2 separate regions of the Homo sapiens genome follow, and region 2 is linked to region 1. A link is an interaction called in ENCODE POLR2A ChIA-PET data of the cell type or tissue named here. Cell type or tissue: GM12878. All regions are shown on one strand. Each heading gives the region's core, and the rest is flanking DNA. Links, peaks and the distances in the headings are about the cores only. Region 1 holds the start of HSD17B1-AS1 (HSD17B1 antisense RNA 1). Region 2 overlaps STAT3 (signal transducer and activator of transcription 3).

Region 1 (4,380 bases), core at 296-4,295:
CGTGGTGCTCATCACCGGCTGTTCCTCGGGCATCGGCCTGCACTTGGCCGTACGTCTGGCTTCAGATCCATCCCAGAGCTTCAAAGGTATAGATAGGCAGGGACAGGGAGGGAGAGAAGGGAGGAGCCCTTGGAGGCCAGAAGGGAAGTCAGATCTTCCTCCTCTCCCAAAACCTCCAGTGTATGCCACGTTGAGGGACCTGAAAACACAGGGCCGGCTGTGGGAGGCGGCCCGGGCCCTGGCATGCCCTCCGGGATCCCTGGAGACGTTGCAGCTGGACGTAAGGGACTCAAAATCCGTGGCCGCTGCCCGGGAACGCGTGACTGAGGGCCGCGTGGACGTGCTGGGTGAGCCTCCTGGAAGCATATGGGCTCCTAGGAGCCTTCTCCGCCCTGCGTTGAAACCAACATGTTCCCAGGCCCAGGGAGCACGAGGGGACAGGCCGTGCTGAGGGTGATGCTGAGGCGGGCTGGTCGGGCCTCTTGTCTCCGCAGTGTGTAACGCAGGCCTGGGCCTGCTGGGGCCGCTGGAGGCGCTGGGGGAGGACGCCGTGGCCTCTGTGCTGGACGTGAATGTAGTAGGGACTGTGCGGATGCTGCAGGCCTTCCTGCCAGACATGAAGAGGCGCGGTTCGGGACGCGTGTTGGTGACCGGGAGCGTGGGAGGATTGATGGGTGAGTGGTAGGGAGTGGCCTCGGCAGCTCCAGATTCTTTGTGTGCGGAGCTGAGCCTTGAAGGCAGGTTCCGCGGGGGGGGTGGAGTGGGGTGCCGTCAGCTTGGAGGGGCACCGTCTGCCCGGGGATGACCCCCTGGCCGCTGCGCCTCAGGAACCTCGTCTCCCCACCTAAGGGCTGCCTTTCAATGACGTTTATTGCGCCAGCAAGTTCGCGCTCGAAGGCTTATGCGAGAGTCTGGCGGTTCTGCTGCTGCCCTTTGGGGTCCAGTGAGTCAACACCCCCGTTCCCCGAACCCTCTTAACTCTGACCTAGAGACGCCGAGCACCCTGTCCTGCGGGAGCCGCTCTGGGGCGATCTCCCTGGCCCTCTCTGCCCGGCTCACATTAGCTGTGTGCCAGGCACTTGGGCTGGGCGCATGGCACGCATTGTGCCACCTGCTGACCTAGCTGCTGAAGTGTTGGTATTGTTATGGGGAAGCTCCAGCCCAGAGAGGTTAGGTGACTGGCCCAAGGTCACACAGCGGCCAGGGACCCCGCTAGATTCGAATCCTGACACCAGGGCTCCCTTGTAGCCTCAGATGGATTTGGGAGGGCTGCTCCGGCAGGAACCCGCGTTTCAAATGTTCTGGTTATCCCCAGCGCCCTTTCCGCCTCACTTCCCAGCGCAGCGGTGCTGCTCGCGGTCGGGGGCCGGGACGTGGTTGGGGCTGGGACTGGGGTTGGGGCTGGGACTGGGGCCTGGCTGGCGTCCGCCCCCTCCCACTCGTTGCTCTCCGGCCAGCAGCTTGAGCCTGATCGAGTGCGGCCCAGTGCACACCGCCTTCATGGAGAAGGTGTTGGGCAGCCCAGAGGAGGTGCTGGACCGCACGGACATCCACACCTTCCACCGCTTCTACCAATACCTCGCCCACAGCAAGCAAGTCTTTCGCGAGGCGGCGCAGAACCCTGAGGAGGTGGCGGAGGTGAGCGCCGGGCTGGACTCCAGGAGTGGGGGCGGTGCGTCCTCCGGCGCGCAGCGGTGGCCACAGCTCTCCTCCCGCCGCCGCAGGTCTTCCTCACCGCTTTGCGCGCCCCGAAGCCGACCCTGCGCTACTTCACCACCGAGCGCTTCCTGCCCCTGCTGCGGATGCGCCTGGACGACCCCAGCGGCTCCAACTACGTCACCGCCATGCACCGGGAAGTGTTCGGCGACGTTCCGGCAAAGGCCGAGGCTGGGGCCGAGGCTGGGGGCGGGGCCGGGCCTGGGGCAGAGGACGAGGCCGGGCGCGGTGCGGTGGGGGACCCTGAGCTCGGCGATCCTCCGGCCGCCCCGCAGTAAAGGCTTCCTCAGCCGCTGTCTCCCGCGCCCTTCTTTGTCCCCTGGGTCTGTGTGGTCCCTGGGGATGGGGCGGCGGTAGCAGCTGTGGGTGGCTAATTAAGATAGATCGCGTTAGCCAGTTTTACCAGCGCAGCTAGGCGCGATGGCTGTCGCCTGTAATGCCAGCGCTTTGGGAGGCGGAGGCAGGAGGATCGCTCAAGCCCCGGAGTTGGAGACCAGCCAGAGCAACACAGTGAGACCCCCATCTCTACAAAAATAAAGAAAATTTAAAAATCAGCACAGTGGCACCATTCCTTGAGCCCAGGAGTTGGAGGGTGCAGTGAGCATGATGGGGCCACTGCACTCCAGCCTGGGTGACAGAGTGAGACCCTGTCAATTAATCAAATGAACCAACCAACCGAAAAACTCAGAAACCAAGGTCCAGAAAGAAGCCAGCCCAGGATCACACCTCAAGTCCATATTAAAGGCCAGACACAGTCTCTGGATAACCAAGGGGCATCTGCAGGAGGAGTTAGGTGGGAATTGGCTTGGGGTAGAGTCAGGTTGTGACTTGGACCCCATTAGCCATGAGACCTCAGGCAAGTTCCTTGCTTTCTCTCAGTCTTTCTTTTCTTTCTTTCTTTCTTTTTTTTTTATTTTCTGAGACAGAGTTTCGCTCTTGTTGCCTAGGCTGGAGTGCAATGGGGCAATCTCGGCTCACCACAATCTCCGCTTCCCAGATTCAAGTGATTCTCCTGCCTCAGCCTCCCAAGTAGCTGGGATACCGGCTAATTTTGTATGTTCGGTAGAGACGGGGTTTCTCCATGTTGGTCAGGCTGGTCTCAAACTCTCGACCTTAGGTGATCCGCCCGCCTCGGCCTCTCAGATTGCTGGGCATACAGGCATGAGCCACCGCGACCGGCCCTCTGAGTCTTTCTTATCTGTAAAATGGGTATAATAATACCTATCTAATCGGTTTTAGTAATGGTGGAGATAATGCCTGAAAGTGCTAGTATAGAGGTTTAATAGCCAGCAAGGACTGTTATTAGAATGAATAGTAATATGACTACTGTCACATTTTGCAAATGTGTAAAGAAGAAAGAGGGCTAAGTGAATCAAAGGGAGACAGCCCCACTCACCCTGTTCTGCCCCAGAGGACTGAGCGATCCCCACCATCTGGCAAGCTGCCTCACCAGGAGGTCCAGCTGGGGCTACAGGACTGGCTACTTTGCTACAATGGCCCGTCTTTCCTGAGCCCAGTGGAGGGTCCCAGGGGGGCAGGAGTCATTGATAGGGGCCAGTAGGGTTGTAGAGCCACTGTCTGAACTTCTGTGGAGGTCTGGTGCAGGGGAGGTGTGAACAGATAGGAGGCTAGGTGAGGATGCAGCAGAGGAAGGGGGCAGGAGTGCCCCAGGAGGGGGCGGTACCGAGGCAGGGATTCAGCTGGGTCTGAGAGGGAGGCAAGGCTGAGGGGGATGGCCCTTTGGAGTGGGCAGGGACATGACCACAGAAAGCCTGGGAAGTGGAAACAGACAGGAGCCTGTTGGAGCTCTTGGAGCTTTGTGTGGGGCACTGGGGGAAGGAGGCAGGCACTCCACCCTGACCTGCCCCTACCTCGGATGAGGGTCTTCTCTGCCTGTTGGATGATGTGCTGCCCCTGCTCTTGGAGGAAGAGGCCTCCCAGCCACCCCCTCCTGCCAGTCGCCCTGACCTGCTGACCCAGACAGATCTGCTATCCCTACAGCATCCAGGAAGGCCACAGGGAGGGGGCCCAGGTGGCATGGGTTTCTGAGGCCTGGGATCTGCTCTCAGTCCCGCTCTCGCCAACCCCCTTTGCCCCTCTGTGACAGTGTGTGTACATATGCGTGCATGTGTGTACCTGTGTGGTGTGGCTCACAAGGTCACCCCTGGGGGTGGGATAATAAGAGGTAAAGTGTGACCCCCTCTCTTCCGTACATTCATTTTTTCAAGCTTGTGAATATTCACATTGTTAATATAATCTTCTGCAGTCCCATGACTTCGAATAGCACTTAGATGCCGATGACCCCCCCACCAAAGAAACCCCACTGTCTCCCACAGACTCCAGGTCTGTATCTCCAACTGCCTACTCAATACAACACGTCCACCTGATGCAATGAACTTAATGTGTCTAAACCCCAATTCCACATTTCCAGTCCTCCTACCGGCTCCTCCCCCAGTCTTCTCTACTTTACTGTATGACAACTCCATTTTTCCCAATACTGGTTTTAAAAACCCTGGAGTAGTCCTTGACTCCAGTCTCTCTCACCTTTCAACCAATTCAGCAGCAAATACTGACAGCTCTACCTTTGCTCATCAAAGCATATTCCAAAATCACCCTATTCGAGACTGCACACTGTCATCTTTCCCTTCAATTACAGCAGTAGCC
Region 2 (4,380 bases), core at 239-4,238, 220 kb before region 1:
AAAAAAATAGCCAGGCATGGTGGCATGGGCCTGTAATCCCAGCTACTTGGAAGGTTGTGACTAAGAATCGCTTGAACCTGGGAGGAGGAGGTTGCAGTAAGCCAAGATCATGCCACTGCACTCTAACCTGGGTGACAGAGTGAGACTCTGTCTCAAAAAAATTAAAAAAAGAGAGAAGTTAGCATCATTCCATCATTCTTTGATGGTTTATCACTAGTGTAACAAAGACCAAAAGACCAGAAAGACAGAAAGTGAAAGGAGAGGGAGGGGGACCGCTGCAGGGATTTCTGAACTCCTGAGCTCTTTTCTGGCACTTCTATCCTCCCATTCCCAGAACTTAAGCTTCTTCGTTCCCTGGTCAGGAAGCATTTAAAACTGCTTTCAGTAAATTAACAACACTCAGGGTTAGTGAGGATATGAATAGACAGGCATTCTCATGTAGAGTTGCGCTAAATTTCCAGTGCAGGCTCTGTATCTCAAGTTTCTCCTAAGGCAAGCTGGTGCAACATGCTCACTATAGGGCCTTGCACAGGAAGGGTTGCAGTAAGATATGCTGGATGAAGGTAAAAGTGCAAATTACAGAAAAGCATATAAAGGAAGATCCTGGGCTGGGCACGGCAGCTCACATCTATAATTCCAGAGCTTTTGAGAGGCCGAAGTGGGATGATCCCTTGAGCCCAGGAATTTGAGACCAGCCCAGGCAACAAAGTAAGACCCTGTCTCTATAAAAAATTTAAAAATTAGCCAGGTGTGGTGGTGCATGCCTGTAGTCCCAGCTACTGAGAAGGCTAAGGTGGGAAGACTGCCTGAGCCCAGGAGGTCAAGGCTCCAGTGAGCCATGACTGCATAACTGTACTCTAGACTGGGTAACACAGTGAGACCCTGACTCCAAAAAAAGAAAAAAAAATGATCCTAATATAAACTGTATAAATTTCTATCTTTATGTGTATATACATAATGTGTATATACATAATGACAGATGTCTAGATTGAGCATCAACTAAATTTTAACTACTAGTACTGCTGATGATTTCATTTAAAAATTTTTTCTTCTCTTGATTAATTTTCTGTATTTGAATTTTTTCCCTTAAAAAGGGCATGTGTCATTTTAGATTACTAAAATAACTAAAATTAAAAGGTTTGTCTATCTGTTAAATACAGTTAAACCAAAAGCCTTAATTGAATTATTAAGTAAAATATACTTAAAATATAATAATATAAATACATTTTTTAAAACAAAGTTTCTCCAAATAAAGTAAAAACTTTATTTTATTTTTATTTTTTTGAGATGGAGTCTCACTCTGTCTCCCAGGCTGGTTGGTGTGCGGTAGTAAGATCTCCGCTCACTGCAACTTCCATATCCCAGGTTCAAGTGATTCTCCTGCCTCAGCCGCCCAGAGTAGCTGGGACTACAGGTGCGCACCACCACGCCCGGCTAATTTTTTTATGTTTTTAGTAGAGATGTGTTTTCACCATGTTGGCCAGGCTGGTCTCAAACTCCTGACCTCAAGTGATCCGCCCATCTTGGTCTCCCAAAGTGCTGGGATTACAGGTGTGAGCCACAGCGCCTGGCCGAAATAAAGTAAAAACTTTAATTCTTGGGCTAAATTTGAATATGGAAAAGTCCCCACGTTGGAGATATAGTACCAATTCTGTGGGCCTGCAGTTAAGATCAGAATTCAATCTAGCTTTCGAGAAAGAAAGGAAAAGCTTCTTTCATCCTTTACCAGTTTTCTAGCCGATCTAGGCAGATGTTGGGCGGGCCTCCAATGCAGGCAATCTGTTGCCGCCTCTTCCAGTCAGCCAGCTCCTCGTCCGTGAGAGTTTTCTGCACGTACTCCATCGCTGACAAAAGCCCCGCCAGCTCACTCACGATGCTCTGGTTGGAAACCAAAACAAAGTCAGAAAACATTTCCTCAGACTGTCTCTAACCACATTCTTTAGTCAACTCCAGAGCAGGAACTTCTTAGAAACCAAGCAAGTTCTGCCACAAGACGCTGAAATCCCGCAAGTGAGCGAGACACATGGGGGAAGTGGTCCGACCTATGCCCTTACTCTCCGCATCTGGTCCAGCGCAGTGAGCATCTGTTCCAGCTGCTGCATCTTCTGCCTGGTCACTGACTGGTTGTTTCCATTCAGATCTTGCATGTCTGCGAAGGAAGAAAAAACTCCTTGACCTGAGGGAATACTCCTTGACCTGAGGGAATACTCCTTGACCTGAGGGAATACTCCTGGACCTGAGGGAATACTCCTGGACCTGAGGGAATACTCCTGGACCTGAGGGAATACTCCTTGACCTGAGGGAATACTCCTGGACCTGAGGGAATACTCCTGGACCTGAGGGAATACTCCTGGACCTGAGGGAATACTCCTGGACCTGAGGGAATACTCCTGGACCTGAGGGAATACTCCTGGACCTGAGGGAATACTCCTGGACCTGAGGGAATACTCCTGGACCTGAGGGAATACTCCTTGACCTGAGGGAATACTCCTGGACCTGAGGGAATACTCCTGGACCTGAGGGAATACTCCTGGACCTGAGGGAATACTCCTTGACCTGAGGGAATACTCCTGGACCTGAGGGAATACTCCTGGACCTGAGGGAATACTCCTGGACCTGAGGGAATACTCCTGGACCTGAGGGAATACTCCTGGACCTGAGGGAATACTCCTTGACCTGAGGGAATACTCCTGGACCTGAGGGAATACTCCTGGACCTGAGGGAATACTCCTGGACCTGAGGGAATACTCCTGGACCTGAGGGAATACTCCTGGACCTGAGGGAATACTCCTTGACCTGAGGGAATACTCCTTGACCTGAGGGAATACTCCTGGACCTGAGGGAATACTCCTGGACCTGAGGGAATACTCCTGTCCTTAATGACCAGGCTCCTTTGAGGACCCGTACCTCCCTTGCGCCCCGCCCGCCTTAAGATCTAAACAGAGTTAAGACAAATGAGTCTTTCAACTCAACAACACAAACTCACTTTCTAGAGATTTTAACATCTCTAATATTCACTTGCCTCCTTGACTCTTGAGGGTTTTATAGTTGAAATCAAAGTCATCCTGGAGATTCTCTACCACTTTCATTTTCTGTTCTAGATCCTGTTTAAAATAAGCAAACAAAAAAACAGAAGTAAAGAAAGATTTCCTTGGGAACAGAAAATATAAAGTTTCTGAGGAGAATTCAAATGAAGCCAAAACCTCAAAAAAGATACATGCAGGACCTGCAGGCAGTATCCCCAAGAGAAGGCTCCCTGTTGGCCAGGTGCAGTGGCTCACGCCTGTAATGCCAGCACTTTGAGAGGCTGAGTTGGGAGGATCACTTGAGCCCAGGAGTTCATGATCAGCCTGGACAACACAGGGAGACCCCCATCTCTACAAATTTTTTTTTTTTAATTAGCTGGGCGTGGTGGTGCATGCCTGTGGTCCCGGCTACTTGGGAGGATGAGGTAGGAGGATCGCTTGGGCCTGAGAGGTCGAGGCTGCAGTGAGCTGTGATCATGCCACTGCAGCCCAGCCTGAGTGGCAGAGCAAGACCCTGTCTCAAAAAAAAAAAAAAAAATTAATGAAAGCTCCCTGCCCGAGGCTTGTAACTTGCATCACCTGCACTCTCTTCCGGACATCCTGAAGGTGCTGCTCCAGCATCTGCTGCTTCTCCGTCACCACGGCTGCTGTGGGGTGGTTGGCCTGGCCCCCTTGCTGCCAAAAAGGAGGTCAATGCACATGTGAACACAGAACTATGGGGAGAGGAATACCTCTACCCAGCTTCCATCCCACCCTAACTACCCTTCTTGTTTGGCTTGAGACGCTGCTGCCATCACAAGAGGAAGGGAAACAGAGGCAGTGGTGCTGTCACTACACAGGTGACACTACACAGGTCATACCATAAACCCCCTTTATGGCACTAAGAGACCACATGTTCAGCTAAGACATGGTCTATGCCTTCAAAAACCTCATGGGCAAGTATGTCAAAAAATTCAAAACAATTTATGACAGCAGATGTTGGATGTCTACTTAAACGTGGTGTCCAGTATATTTCTGAGGGATAATAAAAAAAAAGTCCTGCCCTAGGGATGAAATTCCATATTAAAAGATATTATCTTGGGGAGAAGGGGAGGCTGGTACCTTGGAAAATGTCAAATAGCACATGGAAAAAGAAAAAGAAGAAAGAAGGCTGGATGTAGCAGCTCACACCTATAATATCAGCACTTGGGAAGGCTGAAGTGGGAGGACTGCTTGAGGCCAGGAGTTCAAAACTAGCCTAGTCAACATAGTGAGGCCCCATCTCGAATGAATAAATGAATGAATGAATTAAAGAAATAACAAAAAATAAATAGCATATGAAACTTAAAAATTACAGGTTCGTGCCAGGTGCGGT

The links. Peaks named below come from ENCODE experiments on the same cell type or tissue, not always from the same donor. Only the 100,000 strongest peaks of a DNase experiment are listed, where the experiment ranks them.
Region 2: POLR2A ChIA-PET joins it to region 1 with 10 read pairs; 5 of 35 experiments call an interaction of 5 or more read pairs at or near these places.

Annotation. Positions count from the first base shown.
Region 1 is chr17:42,552,945-42,557,324 of GRCh38, forward strand. HSD17B1 (hydroxysteroid 17-beta dehydrogenase 1) reads left to right here. Exons shown (of 6, transcript NM_000413.4): 1 at 1-86; 2 at 180-347; 3 at 495-674; 4 at 850-943; 5 at 1,461-1,638; 6 at 1,725-2,270. The coding sequence ends at 1,994. HSD17B1-AS1 (HSD17B1 antisense RNA 1) reads right to left here and starts at 1,858. Exons shown (of 1, transcript NR_144402.1): 1 at 1-1,858. RefSeq lists enhancers at 1,623-2,190, 3,006-3,553 and a silencer at 1,840-1,999. In GM12878, for the core only: no CTCF peak of the experiment used is centred there; a DNase peak (open chromatin) is centred at 1,827; H3K4me3 peaks cover 2,005 bases; H3K27ac peaks cover 1,656 bases.
Region 2 is chr17:42,335,709-42,340,088 of GRCh38, forward strand. It overlaps STAT3 (signal transducer and activator of transcription 3), which reads right to left. Exons shown (of 24, transcript NM_139276.3): 5 at 3,606-3,701; 6 at 3,023-3,104; 7 at 2,055-2,149; 8 at 1,727-1,878. Among named protein-coding and RNA genes, the nearest start is that of STAT5A, 49 kb to the left of the region's middle. RefSeq lists an enhancer at 1,656-1,965 and a silencer at 2,096-2,145. In GM12878, for the core only: no CTCF peak of the experiment used is centred there; a DNase peak (open chromatin) is centred at 1,963; H3K27ac peaks cover 806 bases.